Regions from separate parts of the Homo sapiens genome. Here region 1 is linked to region 2. A link is a loop called in an ENCODE intact Hi-C map of the cell type or tissue named here. Cell type or tissue: psoas muscle. All regions are shown on one strand. Each heading gives the region's core, and the rest is flanking DNA. Links, peaks and the distances in the headings are about the cores only.

What was found. Peaks named below come from ENCODE experiments on the same cell type or tissue, not always from the same donor. Only the 100,000 strongest peaks of a DNase experiment are listed, where the experiment ranks them.
Region 1: a loop joins it to region 2, with 2.2 times the contacts of the local background. A loop is called at or near these places in 5 of 110 quality-filtered maps.

Annotation. Positions count from the first base shown.
Region 1 is chr16:16,057,225-16,065,791 of GRCh38, forward strand. The region is part of intron 12 of ABCC1 (ATP binding cassette subfamily C member 1 (ABCC1 blood group)); the gene reads left to right. Among named protein-coding and RNA genes, the nearest start is that of ABCC1, 110 kb to the left of the region's middle. In psoas muscle, for the core only: no CTCF peak of the experiment used is centred there; a DNase peak (open chromatin) is centred at 2,847; H3K27ac peaks cover 2,261 bases.
Region 2 is chr16:16,004,302-16,015,594 of GRCh38, forward strand. ABCC1 (ATP binding cassette subfamily C member 1 (ABCC1 blood group)) reads left to right here. Exons shown (of 31, transcript NM_004996.4): 2 at 3,515-3,691; 3 at 5,475-5,600; 4 at 10,190-10,327. Among named protein-coding and RNA genes, the nearest start is that of ABCC1, 60 kb to the left of the region's middle. In psoas muscle, for the core only: no CTCF peak of the experiment used is centred there; a DNase peak (open chromatin) is centred at 5,270; H3K27ac peaks cover 1,716 bases.

The DNA.
Region 1 (8,567 bases), core at 1,319-3,818, 50 kb after region 2:
GGTGCATGCCTATATTCCCAGCTACTCAGGAGGCCGAGACATGAGAATCCCTTGAACCTGGGAGGCTGAGGTTGCAGTGAGCCGAGATCGAGCCACGGCACTCCAGCCTGGGCAACACAGCAAGACCCTGTCTCAAAAAAGTAAAAAAAAAAAAAAATAAGTAAAATAAAATGTACTTATTTTATTGTCTGCTTTTCCCCCACTAGGATGTCAGCTCCAGATGGGCATTTTTGTCGTTTCTCTTGACTGCTGTATCCTCAGTATATAAAACAGTGCATAGCAGGTGCTGAACAAATATTGTCATCCATTGTAAAAAAAAAAAAATACAGAAAGATATAAAATGAAAAGTATATTGTCCTCTCTTCCATCAGTTCCTCCCTTCTAAAGTGACAGTTTCGTGTACGCTTTTAGAGAAAAATGGACAAGCATATAGGTATTTAAAAATACTTTGACAGATATAAATGGAATCATACTGTACATAGTGTTCTCTTTTCTTTGGTTAACAATATATAGTCTTGGTTCGTTCATTCTGGTCTACTTCATTTTAGTTTTTTGGGGGGTTTTGTTTTGAAATGGGGTCTCGCTCTGTCCCCCAGGCTGGAGTACTGTGGTGCGATCATAGCTCACTGCAGCCTTGAACTCCTGGGCCCAAGCAATCCTCCTGCTTTAGTTTCCTAAGTAGCTGGGACTCCAGGTGCACTGCTACCACTCCCAGCTTGTTTCATTTGTGTTCATGATGGATGCTTGTCTGACGTGCAGATGCGCCCTGCTGGAATTACCCTTTCTCCCATTCCTTGCAAAAACAGGTTGTTCCCTGTTTTTTTTGCTGTTATGATCCATGCTACACTGAAAGTTCTGGTACCTGTCCTGGGGTATGGTAATGGGTCTATCCCTGCCTAGCTGGCTTTGAAAAGTTTAAAGACAACAGTGCAACTTACAATTTGCAAAGTTGGCCGCAAATCAGGAGACCATACAGAGATGGACTTTGGAAATTCCCTTTTTAAGCACAGTTAAAAACAGTTAATGGTGAAGGATGACTTCAGATCATGCCCCATGTTTGTTTTTTCTTTCTGTCTTTTTATTAACTGTGTCATTCTTTTTGTAATGTTGTGCTCATTACAACTATTCCTTCTTGGTCAGGTTGGCAAATTATATGTTTTTCTGGCAAGTTTCTGTGAAGCAGAGTTAAACATGTTTATGAATATGAACTTTTCTGTTAAACTACCATCTGCTTCATCTTTGTTGAGTTTCAGGTGGAATGTCTAAGGAAGCTCCAGCTGTTTCAGCATTTGCGAAAGCGTGTTCATGCTCCCACTGAATTTTCTTAGTCTTGCCTTACTTCTCTCAGGGTCTGGAACTGCAGGAGAGATGGTGTTCAAATTCAAGCCTGCATCAGAATCACCTGGAGAGCTTGTTATTATATTTTATTATTTATTCATTTATTGAGATGAAGTCCCAGTCTGTCACCCAGGTTGGATTGCTATGGCACTATCTTGGCTCACTGCAATCTCTGCCTCCCGGGTTCAAGCGATTCTTCCACCTCAGCCTCTGAGTAGCTGGGATTACAGGCATGCAGCAACCATGCTCAGCTAATTTTTAAAATATCTTTAGTGTAGAGATGGTGTTTCACCATGTTGGCCAGGCTGGTCTCGAACTCCTGACCTCAGGAGATCTACCCGCCTTGGCCTCCGAAAGTGCTGGGATTACAGGCATGAGCCACAGTGCTGGCTGTTAGCTTGTTACTATAAAACTCAGCTTTCTGGGCCCCACCCAAATTTTCAGTTTTAGTAGGTCTGGTTGGGGCCTGAGTATTTGCTTTCCTAACATATCCCTAGGTGCTGCTGCTTCTGGTTCAGGTTGACATGTAGAGACACCGGAGTGGATCCTCACTGCCTAAAGTCTGGTCCGTGGACCAGCAGCCATGGCATCACCTGGTGCTTGTTAACGGTGCAGAATTTCAGGCCTCAGCCCAGATCCACTGAAACGGAATCTGAGTTGTAACTAGTTCTCTAGGTGGTGTGTATGCACATTAAATTTCGAGAGAGACTGGCAGAAAGTAGGAGTAAAGAAACTTTTTCTGTAAATACTTTCGGAATTCCGGGCCATACAGTCTCTGTCACAAATACCAGTCTCTTCCAGCGTAGTGCAAAAACAGCCTTAGATAATATGGAAATCGATGGGTGTGGCTGTGTTCCTGTAAAAAAGTATTTAGAGACACCAAAATTTGAATTTTATAGAATTTGCATGTGTCATGTAATATTGTTTTGATTTTTTTAACTTTTAAAAAATATGAAATCTGGCTGGGCGCAGGGGCTCATGCCTGTAATCTCAGCACTTTGGGAGGCCGAGGCGGGCGGGTTGCTTGAGGCTAGCAGATTGAGACCAGCCTAGCCAACGTGGTGAAACCCCGTCTATACTAAAAATACAAAAATTAGCTGGAAGTGGTGGTGCGCACCTGTGGTCATAGCTACTCGGGAGGCTGAGGCAGGAGGATCGCTTCAACCCAGGAGGCAGAAGTTGCAGTGAGCCAAGATCATGCCACACACTCCTGGCTGGGCAACAGAGTGAGACCCTTTCCTGCTGCTGCCCCCCCACCCCCTCCCAGCCCCCCACAAAAAAAAATTAGCCAGGTGTGGTGGAGCATGCTGGTCATCCAAGCTTTTTGGGAGGCTGAGGTACGGGAATCGTTTGAACCCGGGAGGCGGAGATCGCAGCGAGCTGAGGTCACGCCACTGCACTCTAAGCCTGGGCAACAGAACAAGACTCTGTCTCAAAAAAAATAAAAAAAATGAAATCAATGCTGAGCTCATGGGCCGTATGTAAACAGGTGTGGGCCAAATGTGGACCTGAGCCATCCTTGTTGGCCAGCCCCTGGCTTAGAGGACTGGAATGTTCTTCTGAGAATCAGGACACCTGCCACATTCTACTGCCAGCTCACAGTGTGACCCCAAAGCTGGTCATCTCACCTCGCTGGCTCTAGATTTTGTCACATGGAAAATGAAGGGGTTAGATTCCAAGCATGTCAAATACTGGGCCCTGTCCTCCTTCCTCATGCCCACAGCAGACACCCACAGTCACTCATGGGGTTCTTTCCCACTGAGTTATGTTCAAGCAGCCCTCCAGGTGACTGGTGCCAGTGGCCTAGAGTTGAGCAAGAAATGACATCTTGTTGCCCTTCTGTAACTCCATGTTCCCTAAGATCACTTCCAGCTCCAATGCCCCTGCATTCTGCCTTGTACATTGCATTCTTCTTACACTCCAATACCTTGACTTTACCGGGGTGCGTTGATGAACTCTCTCTTTTTTTGTTTTTTTTGGGACTGAGTCTCACTCTGTCACCCAGGCTGAAGTGCAGTGGTGCCATCTCAGCTCACTGCAACCTCCATCTCCCAGTTCAAGCAATTCTCCTGCCTCAGTCCCCCGACTAGCTGGGATTACAAACATGCACTACCATGCCTTGTTAATTTTAATATTTTTAGTAGAGATGGGTTTTTGTCATGTTCGCCAGGCTGGTCTCGAACTCCTGACCTCAAGTGATCTACCTGCCTTGATCTCCCAACGTGCTGGGATTACAAGCGTGAGCCACCGCGCCTGGACTCTCCTTTTTTTTTGAGAAGGAGTCTTGCTCTCTCGCCAGGCTGGAGTGCATTGGCACGATCTCAGCTCACTGCAATCTCTGCCTCTTGGGTTCAAGCGATTCTCCTGCCTCAGCCTCCTGAGTAGCTGGGATTACAGGCGCCTACTACCATGCCCAGCTAAGTTTTGTATTTTTAGTAGAGACGGGGTTTCACCAGGGTTCAAGCAATTCTCCTGCCTCAGCGTCCGAGTAGCTGGGAGTACAGGCGCACGCCACCATGCCAAGCCAATTTTTTGTATTTTTAGTAGAGATGGGGTTTAGCCGTGTTGGCCAGGCTGGTCTCAAACTCCTGGCCTCTAGTGGTCCACCCACCTCGGCCTCCTAAAGTGCTGGGATTACAGGTGTGAGCCGCCATGCCCGGTGGGTCTTACTTTATAAAGTAGGAAGTAATGTATTTGCATATGGTGAAACATAATTAAAGCTGCACCAGATGGTATTCATACAGCCGGACTTCGCACGTGGCCACCTCAGCCTGCTGACATTCGCCAACAGGTCATCCTTTGTCCCTGTGTTGTAGGGCCTGGACTGCACATTGCAGGATGTTTCCCAGCATCTGTGGCCTCTACCTGCCAGATGCTAAGTCGTACCTCTCCCTCTTCTTCCCAGTGGTGACAATAGAAAATGGCTCCAGGCATTGCGAAGTGTCCCCTTGGGGGACAGAATTCTCCCAGTTGAGAACCACAGTCAATAGTGAAAGGCCCAAGCCCTTCCTCCTAACACCAGTCACCTTGCTTCCCTCTCTCCATGTTTCTTGTGTGTTTTTCCAGAGTCCACGTCTGTATCACTGTAATGGTGGATACATGTCATACATGTAGTTATGGTTACTTGATTCTGTTTACTTTACTTTTATACAAGTGATAGTAAGAGTCATACATAAATACATACAAAATGGCTTTTTTTTTCTTTTTTTCTTTTTTTTTTTTTTTTTTTGAGATGGGGTCTCACACTGCCGCCCAAGCTGGAGTGCAGTGACATGATCTTGGCTCACTGCAACCTCTGCCTCCCAGGCTCAAGTAATCCTCCAACCTCAGCCTCCCAGGCAGCTGGGACTACAAGCATGCACCACCATGCCCAGCTAATTTCTGTAATTTTGCAGAGACAGGGTCTCACTTTGTTGCCCAGGATGTTTTCAAACTCCTGAGCTCGAGCAGTCCGCCTGCCTCTGTCTCCCAAAGTGCTGGGATTGTAGGTATGAGCCACTGCACCTGGCCTTGATGGCATTTTGAAAGGTCTTGTCTCAGAGGAAAAGATACAAGCCAGAGGGCGCTGGTGATGAGGTTTGGTCTGTGCCTTGTGTCCCGCTTAGGAGGGGATGGGCAGCGTGTTCTCACAGCTTTTTGCTCTGCACATTGGATTCGTTGGCAAAACCCACAGTTTCCAGGCTGTCACCAAACTTTGCTTATCACTTCCTGCCCTGTTCCCCATTAGGAAACCACAGCAGAAGATGCTTAAGAGCAGGACTGGCTTTTCTTCTCTTTTTTCTTTCTTTCTTTCTTTTTTAAAGAGACAGGGTCTTGTTTTGCTGTCCAGGCTGGAGTACAGTGGCTTGATCACAGCTCACTGCAACCTCCAACTCCTGAGCTAAAGCGATCCTCCTGCTTCAGCCTCTGGAGTAGCTGGGATTACAGATGTGAAATACTGAGCCCGGCTACCGGCTTTACTTAACCTTTTCTTGAGCTTTCTTGCCATTTAGTTTCCCGGAGTTTCCAGAGACAGAGTTTGTTGAGCTGTTTGGCAAGAAACAGATGGGCCTGGGTGTCAGCTGGGGAGACCTTGTCCTGGCCGAGGCATCGAAGCCTCTGACTACATTAGGATAAAATATGTGGCCTTTAGTTCCCCTGGAAGGTGCCTGAGTGTTTTTTCCACTGGTGTGCATTCCTGTGCTTCAAAGACGATGAGGTGTTTACCCAGCGGTAGGTGTGATGGAACACAGAGGCCGGGGAAGGCCAGGGATGCCATCCAGGGACTGATGGGACTGTTTTTCTGGAATGGCAAACCTGGCATTTACCACGTCCACCTAATGCACTTTCCTAAAATAGCATCGCCAGGCAGCCGTCAATATTTAACATTTTCTGTCTTGGATGATTTGTGAGCTTCTTGCCTTCTGTTTACCCTGAATCTCCCTTTGTTAGAATAATTCATCATTCTCTATGGTAATGATCTGTCCTGTAGTTCTCTGCTGATCATATCCTAGGGCCCATGGAGACACTGCCACGACCATGTCATTTTATTTATTTATATATTTATACATTTCTGTATTTTTGAGACGGAGTCTCATTCTGCCGCCCAGGCTGGAGTGCAGTGGCACAATCACAGCTCACTGCAACCTCCACCTCCCAGGTTCAGCTGATTCTCCTGCCTCAGCCTCCCGAAGAGCTGGGATTACAGGTGTGCGCCACCACACCTGGCTAATTTTTTGTCTTTTTAGTAGAGATGGGGTTTCACCATGTTGGCCAGGCTGGTCTCAAACTCCTGACCTCAAGTGATCCGCCCACCTCGGCCTCCCAAAGTGCTGGGATTGCAGGTGTGAGCTACCATGCCCAGTCAGACCTTGTCATTTTGTGCTTGTACCAGCAAAGCATAGGGACCTTGGCAAATAGTTCATGCTCTGTAAATGTATGTAGGTAAATGAATAAATACATGAATGAATGAGAGGTTGAAATAAATCATATTAATTAGGAACTGTCTTGCAAATAACAGAAACCTAGCTTAAATCAACTAGAGTAAGAGAAGAGGGGGATTTTTGAGTCACAAAACTAAAAAGTCTAGAAAAAGACTTTTAAGCATGAATGGGGTTCCAGGCATGGCTGGATCTAGGAGTTCCCAAGATAATGTTGGGAATAACAACGTCTCTGACTCTCAGCTCTGCTTTCTTGATGGTGGTTTCTTTATTAGCTGGTAGTTTCCTGATCATCCTGTCACCTCAGCAACCCCTGTGAACAGAGAGTCTTACTCTTTTCCCCTAATATTTCCTGCAAAGCTATGGGATTGAGTCTCATTGGTTGTGGTCGATCACATGCTTCTTCCTGAGCCAGTCACTGAGGCCAGGGAGATAGGATGCTTGGGTCAGCCAGGGCTAGGTCATGTCTTTCAGGGCTTGGGGCCAAGGTAGGGGGTGAGGGAGGAGGTTCATCTGTGGCTGAAGCTCATAGGTTGACACTGGGAGAAGTTCAGTTCCCCCAGAGAAAATTGCATGTTGCCATAAACAGAGTAATAGATGCCAGGTAGGCAGGAAGAGCAGGTAACTGCACACAGGGCATCAGGATTTTTAGGGAGTGGGCTGGAGTGTAGGGGTTCCATTCATTGGTTTTCCACGTTTCTCAGAAAAGGCACCTAGGGGACAGGTGCTCCTCACTGTGTATGAAGGGCTTTTGCACCCTAGACCCTCGCCTATTACAAGGCGAACTCCAGTCTCCTGCTGCCTGGAGCCCCAGTCATTGTGCCCGTCCTACCAGCCTCTTCGGATTTCCAAACACTGCCTGCAGGGAACCTGTTAAAGCCTGTGCTTCCACTAGACTGTGCGTCTCAGGGTTGCCAAGCCCACCTCAGTCCCCAGCGCATGATGGGTGCTCAGTTACCACCTGAGGGGTGGATGGCTAGATGACCTCCTCCTTCTGGAGAAGCCAGGACCATGGACCTGAAAGGGGCCGCATGATGTTGTCCTGTCCCCTCTCTGTGTGTGCCCTGTGCTGCCAGCAGCCGGCATCGATTGGTACTTGGCTCACCAAGGGGGCTGGTACGTTTTGGTGGTGAGATGCCTGAGGCCTGGTTTGCTTCACTGCTGAAGAGACACCTGTGATGTGCTCTTCTGCCCTCAGGCAAATTCACCTACCCCGTCCCCACCCATTTATCCACTCCCACCCATCCATTATCTATCCAGCAGACATTCACTGAGCACCATGATCTGGGCTCTGTCCTAGGCTCTGACAATACAGCAGTGCATACTACAGGTAATAATCTCCAGTCATGGAACATTCATTTTTCACGGAGAGAAACAGACAAGGAAAAATAGGCACAATAAATAAATCCTAGTGCTAGAGAAAGCCATCCTAAGTGCTATAGAAAGAAAAGAGTCAGATCTTTGGAATAAGGGCGGCTTGCAGTTTTAAGTAGGGTGGTCCAAGCTCACTGAGAAGGTGACACTTGAGGAAAGACTTGATGGAGGTAAAGAGGCCAACCAGGGAGTAGCAAGAGCATGTGCAAAGGCCCTGGGGCATTACTGTGCCCATTCATAGGTGGGATAACCATGGAGGCTGAAACAGTGGGAGTGAGGGGAGAGTGACAGATGACGCCAAATGAGGTACAGGGAAGGGACTTTACAAATCAGCTGGGCCTTGGGATCTGAGTCAGCACTTTGACTTCTACACTGAAAAATAGGTTGACTTTGGAGAGGTACTTTTTTAAAAATTACTTGTTTAGAGATGGGGGCCTCACTCTGTTACCCAGGCTGGTGCGGGGGCACAGTAATAGCTCACTGCAGCCTCGACCTCCTGGGCTCAAATGATTCTCCTGCCTCAGCCTCCCTAGTAGCTAGGACTACAGGTGCATGCCACTATGCTTGACTTATTTATTAATATTATTGTTGTTTTGAGACGGAGTCTTGCTCTGTTGCACACGCTGGGGTGCAGTGGTGCAATCTTGGCTCACTGCAACCTCCACCTCCCGGGTTAAAGTGATTCTCCTACTTCAGCCTCCCTAGTAGCTGGGACTACAGGCACATGCCACCACACCCGGCTAATTTTTGTATTTTTAGTAGAGACAGGGTTTTGCCCTGTCAGACAGGCTGGTCTTGAACTCCTGACTTCAGGAGATCCACCTGCCTTGGCCTCCCAACATGCTGGGATTACAGGCATGAGCCATTGAGCCCAGCCACCTGGCTTATTTTTTAAAAAATTTTGTAGAGACACAGCCTTGCTTTTTTGCCCTGGCT
Region 2 (11,293 bases), core at 3,980-6,479:
TCTCTTGTATACATAACTGCATATGTCAAGTCTTGGTATCGTTTTCTTTCTAGCAGGGCACATTCCTTTGGAATGAGCTTTTACTGGCAACTGCTCAGAAGCTGTTCTGTATATAATGACCACCAACAGTTTAATCCTTTTTTCAGCCATCACCTCAGGAATTAACAGTAGTATGAAATCAATTAAAATAATCAGTCTTTGAGATGTCATGCCTTCTCCACGATCAACTTCTTCTTTACAAGGCTGTGTTCCAAATACGCCAGGCCAAAAAGACGTGAACTTTGTCCTTTTTAGGGTTTGTGTCTTGATGTTTCCTGGCTAAATCTCTTTGTATGTGTTGGCCTTGTAAGGTTTACTTTTTTTTTTTTTTTTTTTGAGATGGAGACTGTGTTGCCCAGGCTGGAGTGCAGTGGTGCAGTCTCAGCTCACTGCAACCTTTGCCTCCCGGGTTCAGGTGATTCTCCTGCCTGAGCCTCCCTACTAGCTGGGATTACAGACGTGCACTACCCTGCCCGGCTAATTTTTATGTTTTTAGTAAAATATAAAAATTATGTTTTTATGGGGGGTTCTTGCCATGTTGGCCGGGCTTGTCTCAGACTCCTGACTGCCTGCCTAGGCCTCCCAAAGTGCTGGGATTACAGGCATGAGCCACCGCGCCCAACCTAATAACTAGATCTCTTTAATTATTGGAACATGTATATTTTGATCAGATTGACACTTTTTTTTTTAAGTGAAGTGATCTTATTTCCCTCATTTCTCATTTTTAACTTTTTTTTTTTTTTGATATGGCTTTAAAGCTCTGTGGAGCTGTAAGGGTCTGGGTTCCTTGACACTCCATGGGGGTCTCAGGTGATCGTGGGAGGGCTGTTGGAATCAGAGCTATTTGGAGGGTGCATAGGCCAGTAGGATGGGAAGGCTGTGGGAGAAGTGGGCTTTTTGGGGACCGCAGCCAAATGGACAACTGGGCCTAATCTAAAGATTGGCCCCTCCCAGCTCCTACTGATGGTCATGTAACAGGAATGGGGCCCAGCACCACCAGATTTTCTGATTTTTTTTTTTTTTTTTGAGACACAGTCTTGCTCTGTTGCCAGGCTGGAGTGCAGTGGCATGATATTGGCTCACTGCAACCTCCGCCTCCTGGGTTCAAGTGATTCCCCTGCCTCAGCCTCCCAAGTAGCTGAGACTACAGGCATGCGCCACCATGCCTGGCTAGTTTTTTGTACTTTAGTAGAGATGAGGTTTTACCATGTTGGCCAGGATGGTCTTGATCTCCTGACCTCGTGATCCTCCTGCCTCGGCCTCCCAAAGTGCTGGGATGACAGGCGTGAGCCACTGCGCCCAGAAGATTTTCTGATTTTTAAAGTTATGCCAGAGACCGGGCGTGGTGGCTCACGCCTGTCATTCCAACACTTTGGGAGACTGAGGTTGGCAGATCACCTGAGGTTTAGGACTTCGAGACTAGACTGGCCAATATGGTAAAACCTTGTCTTTACTAAAAATTCAAAAAAAATTAGCCAAGCGGGGTGACCGCAGTCCCAGCTATTTAGGAGGTTGAGGCAGGAGAATCACTTGAACCCGGGAAGCAGAGATTGCAGTGAGCCGAGATCGCTTGAACCCGAGAAGCAGAGATTGCAGTGAGCTGAGATCATGCCACTGCATTCCAGTCTGGGTGACAAAGCAAGACTCTGTCAAGAAAAAAAAAAATAAAAATAAAAAGCCGGAAATCAAATTTTAAATGTTGGGATCTAATCTAATTTTTTTAAAAACAAAAAGTATGCCTAAAACAACAGCAATAACAACAAGCCATCTATGGGCCAAACTGTGGGTGGGGAAACCTATTTTGTACTTCTTATTTTATCCGATTGAATTGTGGTGGAGATAGGAAATTGAGACCCCAAAAAGGGTAGTAAGTTTTCCCAAAGTTATTTAGTCAGTTGCCAGATTATGGCTTGAATTAAATTTAAATTCTTCAGCTGGGCATGGTGGTGCACACCTGTAGTATAGCTGCTTGGGAGGCAGAGGTGGGAGGACTGCTTGAGCCCAAAAGTTCAAGGCACAGGAAGCTGTGATCTTACCACCACACTTCAGCCTGGGCAACAGAGCAAGACCTCATTTCAAAAAAAGAAAAAAAAAAGAAAAATTTAAATTCTTCATTACAGAACAGCTGATGGTGGAGGTTTATTCTTGGGCAGGTACATCTGATCTATTTATGTATGTATCTATGAATTTGTCTATTTGGCATGGCTCTTTAGCAAAATACAGGCTTTTTTTTTTTAAGTAAAAGTAATTGAAACAAAATTTGTTTCCAAGGCTGGACAGCTCAGTGGCAAAATGCAGACTTGAACAACATTGCCCGAGTTTGAATTCAGCTCCAGAGCTTACCAGCTGTGTGATACTGGACACAGTATTTAACCCTTCTGTGCCTGAGTTTCACATCTGAAAAAGGAGATGATAAAAATAATTACAGAATGAAAGGAGATAATACACATGAGGTACTTAGAATAAAGCCTGGCATACAGAACTGCAGTTTGGTTGTTATCCGTGGTGGTGGCGGTGGCGGTGGCGGTGGCGGTGGCGGTGATGGTGGTGGTGATGGTGGCGATGGTGATGATGATGGTGGTGATGGTGGTGATGGTGTTGGCAGTGATATTGGTGGTGGTGATGGTCATAGTGGGGAAGGTGATGATGATGAATGAAGATGATTAGAAAGTCCTCAGTTCACAAGGTCAGAGTGATCTAGATGACACAGGGCTCTTCGGTTATAAGAGAATATCCTTCAGGGTTCCTTTAAATGGCTCTCTCCATCTTTCGTACTACAGTGGGACTTGCCACAGGTTCTGGGGACTGTTAATGTGAGATGAGATGCTACATACCTTTTTGTTGTTGGTGGGTTTTTTTGTGTGTATGCACTGTTGTGTGTGTGTGTGTGTGTGTGTGTGTGTGAGAGACAGGGTCTCGCTCTGTTGCCCAGGGTGTAGTACAGTGGCATGATCTCAGCTCGTTGCAACTTCCGCCTTCCAGGCTCAGGCACTCCTCCCACTTCAGCCGCCTGAGTGGCTGGGAATACAGGCACGCTCCATGCTCAGCCACTTTTTGTGTTTTTCATAGAGGCAGCATCTCACTATCTTGCCTAGGCTGGTCTCGAACTCCCAGCCTAAAGTGGTCTGCCCACTTGGCCTCCCAAAGTGCTGGGATTACAGGCATGAGCCACTGCACCTGACCTGTATGCTCCTGTTAAGAGAGCTTTATTTTTATTTATTTATTTTGAGACAGGGTCTCTGTTGCTCAGGTGGGAGTGCAGAAGACACCACATACCTTTATCCCTTGTTCCTCATTTCTTAGTCTTTCTGGCTACTGATCTTTTTAGTTTGCGTGTTCATCCTGAAAGGTCCTTGGATATATAGGAGCCTTGTCTGTTTCTTCAAACCCCGTGGCAGCTGGTTTCATGCTCCAGGCGAGCTCCTGTCCTCTGGGGTGTGTCCTGCTGACCCCTCGCCTGTGTTTGTGTTCGCAGGACTGGAATGTCACGTGGAATACCAGCAACCCCGACTTCACCAAGTGCTTTCAGAACACGGTCCTCGTGTGGGTGCCTTGTTTTTACCTCTGGGCCTGTTTCCCCTTCTACTTCCTCTATCTCTCCCGACATGACCGAGGCTACATTCAGATGACACCTCTCAACAAAACCAAAACTGTAAGTCACTGGGGGGTTTCGTTGTGGGGGGTGGGAAGGTGCACCTGGACGGGGAGTGGTGGTTGGTGATAACTGACATTTCTCTTCTACTTAGTTGACCCTAAGTTCCTTCTTCTAGAAGGCAGAAGAATAATGTGGGAGGTGAAAACTGGAGCTCTGGAGACAAACATGGGTACAAATCTTTGCTCTGCCGCTTAGTATTTGGCCTCGAGCAAATTTTTTAACCTCCCCAAGCCTCAGTTTCCCTGTTTATGCAATAGGAATGATAGGCTTGTTCTCAAGGCATTCCTGGGAGATTATCAGCTCTTCCCCTCTTACTGAGCCGATCTCCTTTTTATTTAATTAAATATATTTATATAGATTTTTTCTGGCCAATTTTTAATTTATTTTTTGTAGAGAGGGGGGACTTGCTGTGTTGCCCGGGCTGGTCTTGAACACCTGGCCTCAAGCAGTCCTCCTGCCTTGGTCTCCCAAAGTACTGGGATGCTCAGTGTGAACCACCACGCCTGGCCCCTAATTTTTTTTTTAAGTTGGCTTTTATTTTGAAATAATTTAAAGCTACAGGAAAATTGCAATAATGGGCCAGGCGTGGTGGCTCACGCCTGTAATCCCAGCACTTTGGGAGGCCAAGGCGGGCAGGTCAGGAGTTTGAGACCAGCCTGACCAACATGGTGAACCTGTCTCTACTAAAAATACAAAAATGAGCTGGGTGTGGTGGCATGTGCCTGTAATCTTAGCAACTTGGGAGGCTGAGGTGGGAGGATCCCTTGAACCCAGGAGGCAGAGGTTGCAGTGAACTGAGATAGTGCCACTGCACTCTAGCCTGTGCAACAGAGCGAGACTCCTTCTCAAAAAAAAAAAAAAAAAAAAAAAGTTGCGATGATACCAGGAACTGCTGCCTGATTTTCTCTATCCATCACTCATAGTCACTGTTTCCTGTTTTTTTTTTTTTTGTTGTTGTTTTTTGTTTTTTTTTGACACAAGGTGTTGCTCTTTTGCCCAGGCTGGAGTGCAATGGTATGATCACAGCATACTGCAACCTTGAACTCCTGGCTCAAGCCATCCTCCTGCCTCAGCTTTTTGAGTAGCTGGTAGCTGGGACTGCAGGCATACACCACCATGCCTGGCTAATTTAAAACAATTTTTTGTAGAGACAGGGTCTCGCCTTGTTGCCCAGGCTGTTGTCAAACTCCTGGCTTCCAGTGATCCTCCTGCCTCGGCCTCCCAAAGTGCTGGTATTACAGGCATGAATCTGGCCTGTATTCACTGATTTTTTAATCTTTTGCTACATTTGTTTTATCATGAGCTTTTGTTCTCTCTCTCTGTATGCATGCTATAATTTATTTTTTCTGAATCATTTGAGAATGGATGCACCTTGAAACATATCCCACCCGTAGAGGGCTCTCAGTAAATACTGGTTGAATGAATGGTTGTCGTGGAGGGCTTTCTTGTGCAGTGCGCCGGAGTTGCAGCTAGAGATGAGCTGTGAGCTGAGCTCTTGAGTGTTCAGGCACCGGGGAGCATGGTGACCAGACAAACAGTCCTGTTGGAGGTAGTGGGGCGTAGCAGGCTGATTACAGACCATCACGTGCCGGCCTGGATGCCAGCTCACCATACCGAGGACTTGTCCTTATTCCAGTGGATATGTGCCATGTCCTAGGACTGTGGCTGATCATTTGAAGGCTGGCTGGTTCTCCTATCCCTGGGGCTGAGCTGTTCGTGCAGGCCCTGGGGGAGGTTCCAGGGCGGTCTGTTGTAGGATATGTATGTGCTTCTCTTCCAGGCCTTGGGATTTTTGCTGTGGATCGTCTGCTGGGCAGACCTCTTCTACTCTTTCTGGGAAAGAAGTCGGGGCATATTCCTGGCCCCAGTGTTTCTGGTCAGCCCAACTCTCTTGGGCATCACCATGGTAAGTAGGAGCTGGCTGTGACCCCTGGGCCATCTGCTGGGCTCAGTGGAGACCAAAAGTAATAACTCGTAAGACTAGAATCATAGTTTTTTAAGGCAATGATCAGCTGGAGCTGGGATATAAATTAAATGTAGCCTTTTTTTTTTTTTTTTTTTTTTTAAAGACATGAGATCTCGCTTTCATCCAGGCTGGAGTGCTATGGTACCATCATAGTTCACTGCAGCCTCAAACTTCTGGCCTCAAGCAATCCTCCTACCTCAGACTTCTGAGTAGTTGGGACTACAGGTGTGTGTCACCACGCCCAGCTTATTTTTGGCTAATTTTAAATTTTTCTGTAGAAATGGGATCTCACTGTGTTGTCTAGGCTGGTCTTAGACTCCTGGCCTCAAGTGATCCTTCCAGAGCACTGGCATTATAAGCATGAGCCACTGTTCCCAGCCCCAGCTGCAGTCTTTGGATGGGGCATGTGTTGTCCAGTTTGCCACAGTCCCCACCATGCCCTATTGTCTTCCCTGCCACTGATTGAGTGGCAGATGCCCCCTTTTGTTGCGTTTGCCACACTTTGCTCTTGCATTGGCTACTTTGGTCACTTATATACTAACTGCCTGGGGTCTAATGGCCTTGAGTTTTCACTATCTGGCATAGGGGGTGGGTTGCTAAGCTAAATAGGAAACTGCTCTGTCCCGGGGGATACACAACTTAGTGAGTGACAGAGACAAGGAAACAACTTTATTAATTACAGCTGGTGTGTATTGAGCACTTACTATGTATGTACCTGGCAGTATTCTTGGTGTTTCACGTGTCTTGAAATTCATTGAATTTTCACAACAACCCTGTGAGATGGGTCCTGCTTTGTTCCCATCTTACAGGTGAGGAAACCAGGCAAGAGAGGTTAAGTGTCCTGCTCAAGATCACACCACTAATGTGCAGCCGAGTCAGGGGTGGGACCCCAGATGCCATGCTTTTAGCCCCTGCAACCTGCAGCTTCTGAGCCCTGAACAGAGAGTTCTCGGAGAGTGTAGCCCTTGAGTATTGTAAAAAGAGGAGGGAGGCTGGGCATCGTGGCTCATGCCTGTAATCCCAGCACTTTGGGAGGCTGAGGCGGGAGAATCACTTGAGGTCGGGAATTTGAGACCAGTATAGCCAACATGGCAAAACCCCGTCTCTACTAAAAATAAAAAAATTAGCCGGCGTGGTGGCACACGCCTGTAGTCCTAGCTACTCAAGAGGCTGAGGCAGGAGAATTGCTTGAACCCGGGAAGTGGAGGCTGCAGTAAGCCGAGATCGCACCACTGTGCTCCAGTCTGGGGGACAGAGCGAGACCTCATCTCAAAAAAGAAAAAGAAAAAAAAAAGGAGAGAACAAGTTTAAGGCAGGACATTCTGAGCAGGGTGAACAGTGTGTCCAGGGAGGGGTGGAAGGTTAAGGGGAGGATGCAGGCAGGGAGGACAAGGTGTTCGGTGAAGGAACACGGTGTGAAGGTTGGGGGGATAGAGTGGATGTGACAGAGGGGTCAGGAAAGACAACGTGGAGCCAGGTTGCCAAGGACCATGAATCTTTATTTTTCTAAATTAATTTTTCATTTTTTAAATTTTAGAGTCAGAGTCATACTCTGTTGCCCAGGCTGGACTTCACTGGCGTGAGATCACAGCTCACTGCAGGCTTGAACTCCTGGGCTCAAATGATCCTTCTGCCTCAGCCTCCCAAGTAGCTGGGAGTGTAGGCATGCACCAACATGCCCATCTACATTTATTTTTTATTTATTTATTTTTTTATTTTTCCCCCCGAGATGGAGTTTCGCTTTGTTGCCCAGGCTGAAATGTAATGGTGTGATCTTGAGTTGCCGCAACCTCTGCCTCCTGGATTCAAGCGATTCTCCTGCCTCAGCCTCCCGAGAGGCTGGGATTACAGGCATGCGCCACCACGCCCGGCTGATTTTGTATTTTTAGTAGAGATGGGATTTCACCATGTTGGCCAGGCTGGTCTCGAACTCCGGACCTCAGGTGATCCACCCACCTAGGCCCCCCAAAGTGCTGGGATTACAGGCATGAGCCACCACCCCCGGCCAGTTTGTTATTTTTGTAGAGACAGGGTCTCCCTATGTTGCCCAGGCTGGCCTCAAACTCCTTGTCTCAAGTGATCCTCCTGTCTGGGCCTCCTAAAGTGCTAGGATTATAGGTGTGAGCCACCATGCCCTGCCCAGACCATGATTCTATATAGCACACATATGTGCTGTCCACTCTCTGCCAAGAACTGTCCTAATCCCTTTATTAACCCTTTTACGTTGTAAATAAGGTAAGCAAAGTGTGGTACAGAGAGGAGAAGGACTGGCCCAAGGTCACCTGGTCAGTAAGTGGTAGAGCCAGCTTCCAGTCTAGGCCCCAGCGTGTAGCCTGGCACCTGCTTTACGCCTGGCTCTCCTGCTGGGTTTGATTCCCCTTTGTGTCCTCAGAGCCTGGCCCTGTGCCTGGCATGCAGTAAGCGTTCCATAAATGCATGGAGGGAATGAGAGAGTAAAGGGCTTTGCTTTGTCCTGAATTCGGGTCTTGGGCTCTGTGTTCTGGCAGTGGGGTATTAGAGTGGATTTTTTTTTTTTTTTTTCAATTTCACTATAATAGAGACAGGGTCTTTCCATGTTGCCCAGGCTAGTCTTAAACTCCCGAGCCCAAGTGATCCCTCTGCCTTGGCCTCCTAAAGTGGTGGGATTACAGGCATGAGCCACCATACGTGGTCAGCTGTTTTTGACTTGAGTAGGTCATCCTCCCTTAACATTCCTTGTTCCTGGTCTTTTTTTTTTTTCCTTTGAGGCAGAGTTTCGCTCTTTTTTCCCAGGCGCAATGGCATGATCTTGGCTCACTGCAACCTCTGCCTCCCGGGTTCAAGTGATTCTCCTGCCTCAGCTTCCCCAATAACTGGGATTACAGGCACGCGCCACCACACCTGGCTAATTTTTGTATTTTTAGTAGAGATGGGGTTTCACCATGTTGGCCAGGCTGGTCTCAAACTCCTGGCCTCAGGTGATCCACGTGCCTTGGCCTCCCAAAGTGCTGGTATTACAGGCGTGAGCAACTGTGCCTGGCCGTTCCTGGTCTTTTGATCGTTCATTTATGCCTCTGTCACCCTGGGGGAAACAGGGGTGATAGTCTGAGGGTTGGGGCTTTTGACTCCTCAGGGGACTCTGAGCTGGGCTGGCCAAGAGGTGAACTGGCCTGTGAGATCCTCAGCCTCTCTTTATCTACCTGAGATCTCTGGGATGGAATGGAGGACCACCAGCTCAGCTGTGAATGTGTCAGAAACATTCTGACTATATCCCAGGGAACCAGGATATGCAGGCACTGGTAATATGGGACAGGATGCAGCCAGCACATGTTTTTTTTTTTTTTCTTTGAGATAGCGTCTCACTCTGTCGCCCAGGCTGGAATGCAGTGGCATGATCTCAGCTCAGTGTAGCCTCCGCCTCCCAGGTTCAAGTGATTCTCCTGCCTCAGCTTCCCAGCTAGCTGTGACTAAAGGCGTATGCCACCACGCCTGGCTAATTTTTGTATTTTTAGTAGAGATAGGGTTTCACCATGTTGGCCAGGCTGGTCTCAAACTCCTGACCTGCCCGCCTTGGCCTCCCAAAGTGCTGGGATTACAGGCATGAGCCACTGCACCTGGCTGATTTTTTTTTTTTTATCCCTACTCTGTATCAAGCGTTGGAGACACAACCATATAGTCTAGCTGTGCAAACAGACATTAAACAAATGATTCCTCAAAAGGCACAAAGTGTTTGAACGTCTGCAGAGTGCTGTGTGAGGGTGAAGGCAGGGGAGCTTGGTTTGGTCTGGGGCATAGCCAGGCTTCTCTGAGGGAGGGATGGTGGAGGTGAAGCCTGAGAATGAGCAAGTTGTTAAAAAGCTTAAGGGGCTGAGGGCAGAGGACCAGCTGCGGAGAAAAGCACATGTAAAGTCCTGAGGGTCACAGGGAAAACTTGAGAGTTGTGTGTGGCTGGAGCAGAGATGGCCGAGGCAGAGAGCAGGGGCGATGGGGCAGAGGCTGACCCCGGGAACGTTGAGCATCAGGGCAAGTGGGTTTTGTTTTCTGTACTGGGTTCTCTGCCTGTTCTTTTAAATAAAGTTTTATTGGCATGAAGGCATGTCCATTCATTAACATCTTGTCTATGGCCACTTTCACACTGCAGTGGCAAAGCTGAGTAGTTTTGATGTAGTCTATGGCCCATGAAGTCCAAAATATTTATTACGTGGTCCATTAAGAAATAGTGTGGCTGGGAGCAGTGGCTCACACCTGTAATCCCAGCACCTTGGGAGGCCAAGGCAAGTGGATCACCTGAGGTCAGGAGTTTGAGACCAGCCTGGCCAACGTGGTGAAACCCCGTCTTTACTAAAAATACAAAAATTAGCTAGGCATGGTGGCGGGCACCTGTAGTCCCAGCTACTTGGGAAGCTGAGGCAGGAGAATCACTTGAACCTGGGAGGCGGAGGTTGCAAGTGAGCTGAGATTGCACCACTGCGCTCCAGCCTGGGTGACAAGAGTGAAACTCTGTCTCAAAAAAAAACCCAACAACTCCTGTCTTGTGCTTCTCTCCTCAGCTGCTTGCTACCTTTTTAATTCAGCTGGAGAGGAGGAAGGGAGTTCAGTCTTCAGGGATCATGCTCACTTTCTGGCTGGTAGCCCTAGTGTGTGCCCTAGCCATCCTGAGATCCAAAATTATGACAGCCTTAAAAGAGGTAAGTGGCAGTCTCCTTCCTCATCTTCCTTCAGTGGACCCGGAGGGAGAGATGCTGGGTCCCTCTGGCTTGTGTAGAAGTCATGCGTTGCCATGGGAACCAGGGGCTGGGTACCACATGCACCTAGCTTCTCCCTTGGTGACTTTCCTACCCCACCAAATCCTCACTAAATCAGCCCCAGCCTTTTTTCTAGCACCTCCTTTCCCCAGGGCCTGATTTGTCTGTGTTGCTCCAAGGGGCTCCCATGGGACCTCCAAGGGCAGGAGCTGTGGGCCGATGCCAGGCTGGCCCCATCAGCAGGAAACAGCAAGACAGGCGGCTCCAAATTTTGCCAGGCTGGGATGGAGCCGAGCCGGGAACGGTGTTTGCAGAGTGACTGTTCCCCTGGGGGACCCTAGGCTTGTCCTCGCGTTACCTTTGTCCCATCAGTTGCTGCTCTGGCTGGGGAAGTTGTTTACATTGGCTGCTGTGTGCTGCTGCTAGGAATTTTGAGGAGTGTGCACTTTTTTTTTTTTTTTTTTGCTGTTGTTGAGGCGGAGTCTCGCTCTGTCACCAGGCTGGAGTGCAGTGGCACGATCTAGGCTCACTGTAACTTCTACCTCCTATGTTCAAGCGATTCTCCTGCCTCAGCCTCCCCAGTAGCTGGGACCACAGGCACGCGCCACCATGCCCAGCTAATTTTTGTATTTTTAGTAGAGACGGGGTTTCACCACGTTGGCCAGGATGGTGTCGATCACTTGACTTCGTGATCCACCCGCCTCGGCCTCCCAAAGTGTTGGGATTACAGGCGTGAGCCACCACGCCTGACCTGGAGTGTGTGCTTTTGGAATAACCTGCTGTTCCTGCCATCTTGGAGCTAATTAGAGACTGGCATGAGGCAAAGGAAGGAAAAGAAGCTGAACATTTGACTATTGATTGCCTACATATTATTATGAGTGATAGCAGCTGATGCTGATTGAGTTCATG